2 separate regions of the Homo sapiens genome follow, and region 2 is linked to region 1. Evidence: chromatin loops called from intact Hi-C (ENCODE). Cell type or tissue: GM12878. All regions are shown on one strand. Links, peaks and the distances in the headings refer to the core of each region. The heading gives the core; the rest is flanking DNA. Region 1 overlaps SORCS1 (sortilin related VPS10 domain containing receptor 1). Region 2 overlaps LINC01435 (long intergenic non-protein coding RNA 1435).

Region 1 (5,386 bases), core at 114-5,113:
CAGGGGCCGGCAGGCTGCTCCGAGTGCGGGGCCGCCAAGCCCGCGCCCACCCGGAACTCCAGCTGGCCCGCAAGCGCCGAGCACAGCCCCGGTTTCCGCTCACGCCTCTCCCTCCACACCTCCCTGCAAGCTGAGGGAGCCAGCTCTGGCCTTGGCCAGCCCAGAAAGGGGCTCCCACAGTGCAGCGGTGGGCTGAAGGGCTCCTTAAGTGCCGCCAAAGTGGGAGCCCAGGCAGAGGCAGCGCTGAGAGCGAGCGAGGGCTGTGAAGACTGCCAGCACACTGTCACCTCTCAATACCCCACAGAAGCAAAGCCACATGTGAGCATGCAACCTCACATCTCACATAGACTATTAGCAGAGGTGTCCTATTCTCCCGGGAAGGGAGAAAGAGGAGTAGGAAAAAGAAAGGCTAAAAGGTGTCTCAAAAGGGGAAAAGGAATTAACAGCTTCTGACCACCTACCCCCAATACCTATTTTTTATCTATTTTTTGCCTTTTAGCAAATAAACTTTCTGTATTTTTCCATTTTTTAGTGAAAATATATATACCTATATATATATATTCACTGAATTATAAAATTAAAATTATATATATAATTTTATAGGAAAAATAGAACAAATCTTTTTAAAATTGCAGTTACATGCAATTAAAGCATGCTGATGATGAGACATATTAAATCATCCATAAGAAATGCACAGGCTCTCATAGGTATGAAAGCAATGGCTCCTTCTGTGTCACTTTATCTCCATGAATATGCTTCAGTAGTTAAGAACTGCTTCATGTTCAAGGGTGGCTTAGCCTTAGAGGAGAGACTTAGAAGGGGATTATACTTTTAGATCAGAAGAGAATGAATTTTTCCCCAGAACAAATGATTTCTAAAACCCTTAGAAATTGTGCATTACTCATCCTTTTTCTATCTTCTTTCCACTATACATTTTATGTGGGATCCCTGTGGCAGTTAATAGAAAAATTCAAGTCACAAAAGGAAAGAAAGAAAGAAGGGAAAAGACCTGGGGTATCAGAATTAAAAAGAGATGTGAATTGGCCCATTAGGGAAAACTGAGATCTACAGAGATGTGGCTTATGTTTACTTTCCCTCCCTACTAACATGGCCTTTTATAAAAAGAAAAGCCCTGTCTCTTTTCTTTTTCCGTCTCTAACAATGAAACCACACTGAGAGAGATTAGAGTGCTAATCAGCTTCTGGAAAAGCAGATCAACCAAAAAACGCCTACATTGCAGGCTTTCTGGTTCATTTTCCCTCCATTGTTTTAGTAGCCTGAGTTTATGGGAAATCAAACTTCGTCAACTTAAGCTGCTGTTCCTGGCTGAATTTTGGAGTAGTCAGCAAGGTTCCTATAACAAACAAATGACCACACACAATTGTGAGGGCACAGGCATGTGCACGTGCACACACACACACACACACACACACGTATTAATCAGAGCACTTGGTTGCTGAGATCCCAGCAAGAAAGATGAAAATAAATGGAGTATGGTCATTAAAAATCCTAAACTAATATTTCGAATATGGCATAAAATGAATGCTTGCTAACAGAGAATGGATGGGAGGACCTCTTTTGCTTAAGAAAATTAATGATGGCCGGGCGCAGTGGCGCATGCCTGTAATCCCAGCAGTTTGGGAGGCCGAGGAGGGTGGATCACAAGGTCAGGAGATTGAGACCATCCTGGCTAACACGGTGATGAGACATATTAAATCATCCCTACTAAAAAAATACCAACCGTCTCTACTAAAAAAAGTACAAAAATTAGCCGGGTGTGGTGCTGAGCGCCTGCAGTCCCAGCTACTTGGGAGGCTGAGGCAGAAGAATGGCGTGAACCCGGGAAGCGGAGCTTGCAGTGAGCCGAGATCGTGCCACTGCACCCCAGCCTGGGCGACAGAGCGAGACTCTGTCTCTAAAAAAAAAAAACAAAAAAACAAAAATGAATTAAAAGGTTAAGACAGATTGGTTACAAAATCACCAGGAAAGGTCACTCCTAACAGACTCATTATGCTTATGCTTAGGGTAAACAGTCATCAGCTACCCTGCAAAATAAGTGGCAGGGCTGCTGTATATTGAATACAAATTATTTGCAGAACCCTCAGCTCTCCTTGCTTCATTTTGCTACTGGGATACACGGAAGCTGGCATTGTATGTTCATGTGTGTATTTATGTATCTGAGCATCTCATTATAAATTATTATCTTCACATTCAAGAAAATAGCCAGCTCACAGGCACAACACCAACACAGGAGGGCTTTATAACATCGCATGCTTGAATCAGGTGCATTCTGTTTCATCTTGCTTTGTTTTGGTTTTTTTCTTCAGAATTTGGAAAGATATGATGGTTCTTAGGAGTCAGAACTTTTTCTTTTTTTAATAATATGGTTAGTCAGATAAGGCTTCTAGGTGAAACTTCTTCAAAAGTCCAGGGAACCTAGTGTTCTAATGCTTCCCCACTAACTCCTTCTGAAACCACATCTGCTCAAAGCCTTCTCAATCAAGACATGGGGAATCTGCCCTTCAAAGAAAAGGTAATTTCAGCAGATCTCAGGGGAGTTTTGCAATCAGAATTTCCTAAGATACAACTGTGGTGGAACTGGCTATGAAATGTATTAATGCTGATAACTGTGGTTTTATAATCCCCACCAATTACCACAAATTATAGCCGTGTGATTCTGGAAAAACCACATGCTGTGGAGTTGAATCCTGGAAAAATATACACTGGTTGTCTAATTTCCTTCCTAATTTTAAGAAGACTCATAAAAATCCTTGCCCTACCCTTCTTCTCCTAGAAGACTCTCAGGGACCAAAAATACTTGAGAGGCATTTGTACTTAAATCCTATGTAGCGAGCTCCAGAAATACTTTTTTGGCTGTTAATTAACTAATTCAATGTTGATAAGCCTACTTAATGTACACTCCAGTAAACCAGTACATACAAAGAAACGTGGTCCTACCATCAAGGGGTTTACAGTAGCAGTAGGACAGAAAAGTGATGAAATAAAGTCAACACAATGGAGCTACAAAAACAACTGCAAGAGCAGAATCTCAGAAGTCAGAACTCACTGAGAAGAGCATGGAAGCGGGTGGGGAAAATACTTGGTAATAAGGACAGGAAACTGTTTCACCATGCTGGCCTTCAGTGTAAAGTCCTCTGAAAGCTGGCAATCTCCCCAAGTGCACAAATACAGATGTTTGCTCGTTTGTAACTCCTGAACCAGAGAGCCACTAGCTCAGAGGCATCATCGTGGGAAAGCCCCCTGCAGTTTTCAGAGATGTTGCCTTATGAATAATGGAAACTTTCAAGAATGATTTTGGTTTAAGAACAGGGATAAGTCCTTTTTTTAGGGTTGTGTATGTCAGCACTCTGCCCTGGTAAATTATCTGCAGACAGCATAGTCTATCAAAATGAACTCACTGCTGTTCATTTTTCCTGCCTGCCATGCTGTGTATTAACTATCATCCATTATTTTAAAAACATTTCTGGAATCAAAGGTAAGAGCAAAAAGAAAAACAAAAGGGTAATAGGAGATAAATGCACTGCAAATGCTGGTCATACATGCTAGTAAGACAGGAAAAATATCTCATGGGGAAAAACAAAAGCCAATTTTTCCATAACAGCAGTAATATTCACAGACTTGAATGCTTCCAGGAAGCTTAGGAAAGCACAGGGTTTGGGGACGTTGACAGTTATACCCTGGGGATGTTCTCATGGGGAAAGGTGTCAAGCAGATCATTAGTCAATTTGATCCCCCATTTACAAAGCACTGATGTTATGTGAATTTTTATCCCCTTCCATACACACTGGTAGAAGCATACTATAGTATTAATATAGTCTACAAATATATTATTATTTTTGAGAATTACATGATTTTTTTGATATATTTGAGTATATCCTGAAATTTTTAAAAAAACAAAGTAGAAAGCATTGTCTTGAGTAAAAATAACTTCACATTTGGCTGCTGATTGCTCCCCTGATACCATGCATTTGGCATCAAATCCCCCTTTCCTGAAGCAACTCACAGCACTACTGTCACCTGTGTTATTACTGGAATCTTAAGTTGTTATTTAACTTTGTCACTGGTGACAAAGAAAAGGTATACCTTGCTGCCTTAGAGTGATAGTGATCTTTCTCCCCAGTTCCCACCACATGTGTGTATGCCTGTCTCCAGCTCAACTTATGCTTGCTTCTTGGACAAAATGACACCTTAGCAAGACTCAGGAAAATGAAAATGTTAACTATCCAAGAGAAACAAAGCACCATAATTCCAAGAAATCCAGACCAAGTTTTGCTCTAAGGACACCCTTGACAAACATGCAAAATGAGCTTGTCTGCTCTGCCTTCTGTAGAATCAGAAGCACCTTCAAGGTGAGCACTCCCCTCGCAGCAATGGTAAATTTTAGCTGGTTTGTGCCAACACAGTTGCAAGCTAAATGCTTAACTGGGGATTAGACTCCAATTCAAACCACTTTCCAGGCACTGCCTCCTCACTTTATAATGTTATAGAATGATTATCAATAGCTGTGATTCTGAAACCAATCTGAGACCCGGGCCTCTGCAATTTAAAGCATATCAGTGATCTCTGTCAACATTAATTTTCCCCATCCTAATTTGTATTTCTTTCACACCACAAAGGGATCTAAGTTTATGATTTACCTGGACAGCACGATCGTGTTCAGGTCTAAATGCAAAAGAGATTACATGTAGATGATGAATTTGCATCCTTGTAAATGCAGAATATTTTAGCCATGACAAATGGCAAGATGGGAGAACATGTTCACTGAAACTAGGAAGCCCAGAAATAAGGTATCAGCAACACTAATGAGCAGCTCAGTCAAGCAAACCCCAGAAAAATAATGGGCCAAAGTTCATCGATTCTCTGTATTTTCCAGATTAAAATCACCTGGGTAGCTTTTACACTACCTGTGTCCTGGGCTCAGTCCTAGAGATTCTGATTCAATTGGTCTTGGGTGGGGCCACACATATACTATTTTAAAATGTCCCCCAGAAGATGTTAATGTTCGCAGGATTGACAGCCACTGAGTATAAAATGTATTTAGCATATTTCCAGGCTTAGGATCAATAGAATGGTAGCTAAAATATAATCAATGATTTATTAATTCATTGATTTATTAAACAACTAGTTAATGAGTACCACTATGTGGTAACTCTGGTGCTACAAGGCCAAGAAGTTGCAAACTAAACACTTACTCTCAAGGAGTCCAATAGTGAAACACAATGATATCTGAACAGACAGTTGTATCCAGGATGCCCCCCCACCCCCAGCTATGGCAGAGGAAAGCACAAAGGTCAAGTTTTACCTGCTCCAACTCCCAAGTAAGGATAGCTAACACCCACAGAGGACTCTACAACTTGTAGAGCAC
Region 2 (5,386 bases), core at 151-5,150, 1.1 Mb after region 1:
CATGCTCAACATCATGAATCCTTAAAAAAATGCAAATCAAAACTATAATGAAATAGCATCTTTCACATCCATTAGAATAGCCACTATCCAAACAAAACAAAACACAAAACCCATAAAATAACAAATGTTGACAAAGATGTAAAAAATTACCTGCGCATTGTTGATGGGAATTGAAAATGCCACTGCCACTGTGGAAAACATGTTGGCATGTCCTCAAAAACTTAAAAATAGAATTTACATATGATCCAACAATTCAATTTGGGGGTATATATCCCCCAGCATTGAAAACAGGGTCTCAAACAAATATTTGTTCACCCCTGTTCATACCAGCATTATTCAATACCTAAAACTTGGAAGCAACCCAAGCGTCTATCAGTATATTAATGGATAAGTAAAATGTGGTATAGATATACAATGACATGTTATTCAGCCTTAAAAAAAGAAGGCAGGAGTTTCTGGCCGGGGTTGGTGGCTCACACCTAATATCCCAGCACTTTGGGAGGCCGAGGCGGGCAGATCACCTGAGGTTAGGAGTTCAAGACCAGCCTGGCCAACGTGGTGAAACCCCCTCTCTACTAAAAATACAAAAATTAACCAGGCATGGTGGCACATGACTGTAATCCCAGCTCCTTGAGAGGCTGAGGTAGGAGAATTGCTTGAAGCCGGAAAGCAGAGGTTGCAGTGAGCTGAGATCGTGCCATTGCACTCCAGCCTGTGTGACAAGAGTGAAACTCCATCTCAATTAAAAAAAAAGAAAAAGAAAAAAAAAGGCAGTTCTGATATATCCCACAACATTGATGAGCCTTGAGGGCATTATGCTATGTATAATAAGCCATTTACTTAAAGACAAATGCTTAGAATAGTCAAAAATTATAGAGACAGAAAGTAGGTCTGGGAGAATGGGGAGTTAACATCTGATGAATGTAGAGTTTCAGTTTTACAAGACAAAAAGCATATTATGGAGATGGGTGGGGGTGAGAGCGGCACAACATTGTGAATGTATTTAATAACACTGAACTGTACACTTAAAATGCCTAAGATGGTATATTATTGTATGTGCATTTTACTACAATAATAAGATTTAAAAAATAAAGTTTATCTGAAACTGTAAGATGACTTTTCCCTTGATTGTGATGAGTGAGTTCCAGACTCTGACTAATTTTTTTCCTGTGGTCTACTTTACTTTAGACCATTTCATAATGACTCTCACACATTTAGTTTATGATAAAGATAGATATTTAGGTAGATAGATAAAGAAATAAACAAGGATTTAGATGTATTTATATGTTTAATGCTTTTCTGATTCATTAAGGAGACTCTCTTGGTCCTACATTTTTGCAAGAGGAAACTATCTCTTATTCAACCTAGAGGAATGACTTTAGTTTCACTTGGAATTTGGAGAAATCTCTTAAGATGCACACGAAACTCAGAGAACTCAACTGCCATAACTAGGCTTTCCAAAACAGTTAACAGGAAAGATGCTTAAAGCCTTTTCTCACTCAGTATATCAAAACCAACACAGCTGGCTGACATTTCTCTTTAACTATATACAACAGTATCTAAAGGAGGACTTTGGGAGAAATTACAGGCTTTGGAAACAGCAGAAAATAGGTGGTTCTGTTTTTTTGTTTTTTTTTTTGTTTTTTTTTTGACAGAGTCTCGCTCTGTTGCCCAGGCTGGAGTGTAGTGGCGTGATCTTGGCTCACTGCAACCTCTGCCTCCCAGGTTCAAGTGATTCTCCTGCCTCAGCCTCCTTAGTAGCTGGAACTACAAGCACGTGCCACCACACCCAGCTCATTTTTGTATTTTTAGTAAAGATGGGGTTTCACCATGTTGGCTAGGATGGTCTTGATCTCTTGACCTCGTGATCCATCTGCCTCGGCCTCCCAAAGTTCTCAGACTACAGGCGTGACCCACCGCACCTGGCCGTGGTTCTGTTTTACAACCCCTATCACAAATAAAAATGTGATATTTGAATCACATTTTTAACAAAACAAAGTCGATTTTTCAAATATGTTTTTTACAGTATAAAATTATACTGACACAAAAACAAATGCAGCAGCTTTTAAACTAATAATACAATCCCATGGATAATTTCCCCTAAATAGCTCAGATGTGTGAATGAATGAATCATACATCTTTGCAGAAAGCAATTTTCTTCAATGAGTTCTACCTGCTGGAATCTTAATACACTGCAGATTGGGTAAAGGCTTTCAGTTAAAATAAAATGGTAAGACTTTCTCTAGAGCAAAACCTAAATCCTGACGGAGAGATAACTATGAATATATTTAAGGCTGCCTACTTCTGAGAAGCTTTTCGTCCCAGACATATTTCTTATGCTCACAACAGTTTACTCTGTGAAGGAATCAAGTGATATAAGTGGATTTTAACAATTCTTAACAAGTTCCATTTCCCTTTGCATTAGTGTTCTAGGGTTACTGTAACAAAGTACCACAAACTTGGTGGCTTAAACAATAAAAATGTATTATCACATAGTTCTGGAAACTAGGAGAATCCTAGATCAAGATGTTGATAGAACTTCCTTCTCAGGACAGCGAGGACAAATCTGTTGCATGCCTCTTCCCCAGCTTCCACTGGGTTGCTGGCCATTTCTTGGCTTGTAGGAGCATCAGCCTCCATCTTCAGGTGACATTCTCCAAGTGTGGGTGTCTACATTCAAATTTCCCCTTTTATAAGTATACCAGTCATATTAGACTAAAGGCTCACCCTACTCCAGTATGATCCCATTTTACCTAAGTACATCTATAATAACCCTATTCACAAATAACGTCACATTCTGAGGTTCTGGGGGCTAGGACATCAATATAAGAATTTTAAGGGGACAAAATTCAACCCATAACACTCTTAATGTGGTTTGCATTCCTTGATGGGGTGTCGTCTTACAAATATCTTACAAGTATTTCCTTAAAAGTTTCTCTCCCCCGCCTTTCAATATTCACTGGTGTATCATGATCATTGGGAAACTAAGGCACTTTAACCACACATCAGATCCAGGAAAAAAACCATACAACCCAGCTGTGAACAGAAGCTGAACATTTTGATGTTAAAAATTAAAAAAAAAAAACTTAAAAAATAAAGTTACAGTTTTTTAACATCTAGAACATTTACTTATTTATTTACTTTTATATTATTATTTAGTCATTCTGTTTAAACATTTGTTTTTATTTATTTGTTTTATTATGAAGCTCTTTTCCCCTATGCTGGAACAAGATTTCATCAGGCAAACCTATTCAGCTACATTTGCTTGGTATATTTATAAGTCTAAGGAACAAACCAAAGCCTTTTATAAGGAACTTGAAACTCAAGACAGAATTAATCATGGTAAGTTAGACATCTGGTCCATAGAGAACCACAAACCAATGCAAAAGCCAGATAGTTTCAACATTCCTTTCTTTTCATAATTGTTGCACAGTTATATCCGTTCTTATGACGCTTTTATCATGAGTCCTGTGCTTGTCCCTCAAATGAAACAAGAAGGTGCTTGCAGGTAGAAAGGATTTTTACTGGGCTTAGTGTCAGCTCCATTCCATGGCACTTTGCTGACCATGCTAACAATTGGTGCTTGATGCCCTACAGAATGGCTTTGTTCAATACTGACTTAAGACAGTTAAAAGAGTTGCAGATGATATTACTTCTGGTGAGCAGTGGAGTCACAGATTAGGAGAATAAGAATATAAAGTAGACATAGGTTGTAATAGTGGAACCTGAAGTTACAGTGAGAAGTCAGACAATCTGGAGATTGGCTTCTTTTCTGATACTTTACTGCATAGATAGCTTAATTAACAAAGTGAAGGTGATGCTTGTTCTCACTATGCCACTGAGAAGTTGGAAGGATGCAAGAGATGAGCAATGTCAACAAGTTTAGTGTCACAGAAATGTTCAATCAGACCCTAGATTAACCATGCTGGTTTCTATAAGATATGAAACAGAAAGGGCTAAAGAGCAAATTTAAGTAGGTAAAAAATTAAGTTTACTACCATTTCTATTCTTCTCTATATTTGTAAGGATATTAAGTGTAAGCTTTGAAAAAGCAAACATCCTTCCACAAACAAGTTGGTCCTAATATATGCCAGATAGTTCTGCATGTTTTGATAATAGTAATAATAATACTAATACTGCTACTTCTAATCATTATTATTATTATAATCCTGAGAGCTAATTACCATTTACTTAAAGCTTACTTTGTGCCAGGTGCTGCACTTAAAAATGTATTGTATGTTTTATCTTAATTAATCCTTGCTGAGCTAAAATGAGCTTCATTATTTTCCTTTTTTAAATGATGAATCTGAGACTCATATAAATTATGGAACTATGCTAGACCACATAGCTAATGAGAAAGAGAGCAAAGACCATGAAGGCATGTGACCTGAGATTAGCACCTGTATCTGTTACACATAGCTGCATTTCTATTCTGGTAGCTTTATGTTTTATGTGACCAAGGGTAATCTACACATTAAATTGTTTGGTTCTTTACAGCATGTGGCTTTATGGGCATAAGTTCAAAGGTTCTGCTGGAGATTCTGATGTTATGTTAAATTAGAGCAGTTACATTCTCCAGTTGGTTCTCTGGAGGTTGTATGGCTTGTTGTGATGGGGCTAGGAAAACTGTCACCTAGGTCCAATTTGCCTTGAATAACCATGGGTTTTTTTTTTTTTTTTGGTAATAAACCTATTATGCCCATAAATTACAGGTCATGCTAAAACACCTACGTTGTAGAGACATTATGGAGATTAAATCAGATACTAATGTAATGAACTTACTACTTAGCAAAAACTTATAGAACTTACCAGGTACTTAGCAGGAACCACTCACATGCTAAGTACCTAGTAAACTATAATTAGCAAAGACAACCACATGTGCATTTACATCATCATTTACATTTATATAAAAAGATATTAAAAAATGTAAAGTCCTTGAGGAAAGTCATCATGTTTTATGTGTCCGTGTTGAATCCATTGAGTGTTCAACTCTCCTTAAAAGCGAAGTCATCGCACAGTGACAAGGCAAGTGCAGTCAGTTATTATGAAGCTAAGGGGATATCCAGCCCCTTTACCTCTGGAGTACCTGGACTGAAAGTACCCTTGGCCCACAAAAGAATAAGGAGTCTACAGCATCAGACATGTGCCTTCTGATGCAGGCCTGAAGTCTTGATCTGTGTTTCTAAGTCTTGAATAAAACTGTCCTCCCTCTACCAGACTGCGTCATTACTTCTCTCCAATCTTTGGACAGAATTGATATGTATATTCAGGAGGTACAAATACTACAGAGGCTGAGACTCCAGAGTCTAGTTCTTTTGGTTGCCCTGTGAGTGTTATACAAGAGAAGAATGCAAAACCATGGCCTATTCTAAATATGTAATATGTT

The links. Peaks named below come from ENCODE experiments on the same cell type or tissue, not always from the same donor. Only the 100,000 strongest peaks of a DNase experiment are listed, where the experiment ranks them.
Region 2: it touches region 1 in a loop (6-fold over the local background); 1 of 110 quality-filtered maps calls a loop at or near these places.

Annotation. Positions count from the first base shown.
Region 1 is chr10:106,928,366-106,933,751 of GRCh38, forward strand. All of the region lies in intron 2 of SORCS1 (sortilin related VPS10 domain containing receptor 1), which reads right to left. Among named protein-coding and RNA genes, the nearest start is that of SORCS1, 230 kb to the right of the region's middle. In GM12878, for the core only: no CTCF peak of the experiment used is centred there; DNase peaks (open chromatin) are centred at 2,508 and 3,226; H3K4me3 peaks cover 668 bases; H3K27ac peaks cover 2,658 bases.
Region 2 is chr10:107,999,391-108,004,776 of GRCh38, forward strand. All of the region lies in intron 4 of LINC01435 (long intergenic non-protein coding RNA 1435), which reads right to left. Among named protein-coding and RNA genes, the nearest start is that of LINC01435, 67 kb to the right of the region's middle. In GM12878, for the core only: no CTCF peak of the experiment used is centred there; no DNase peak of the experiment used is centred there.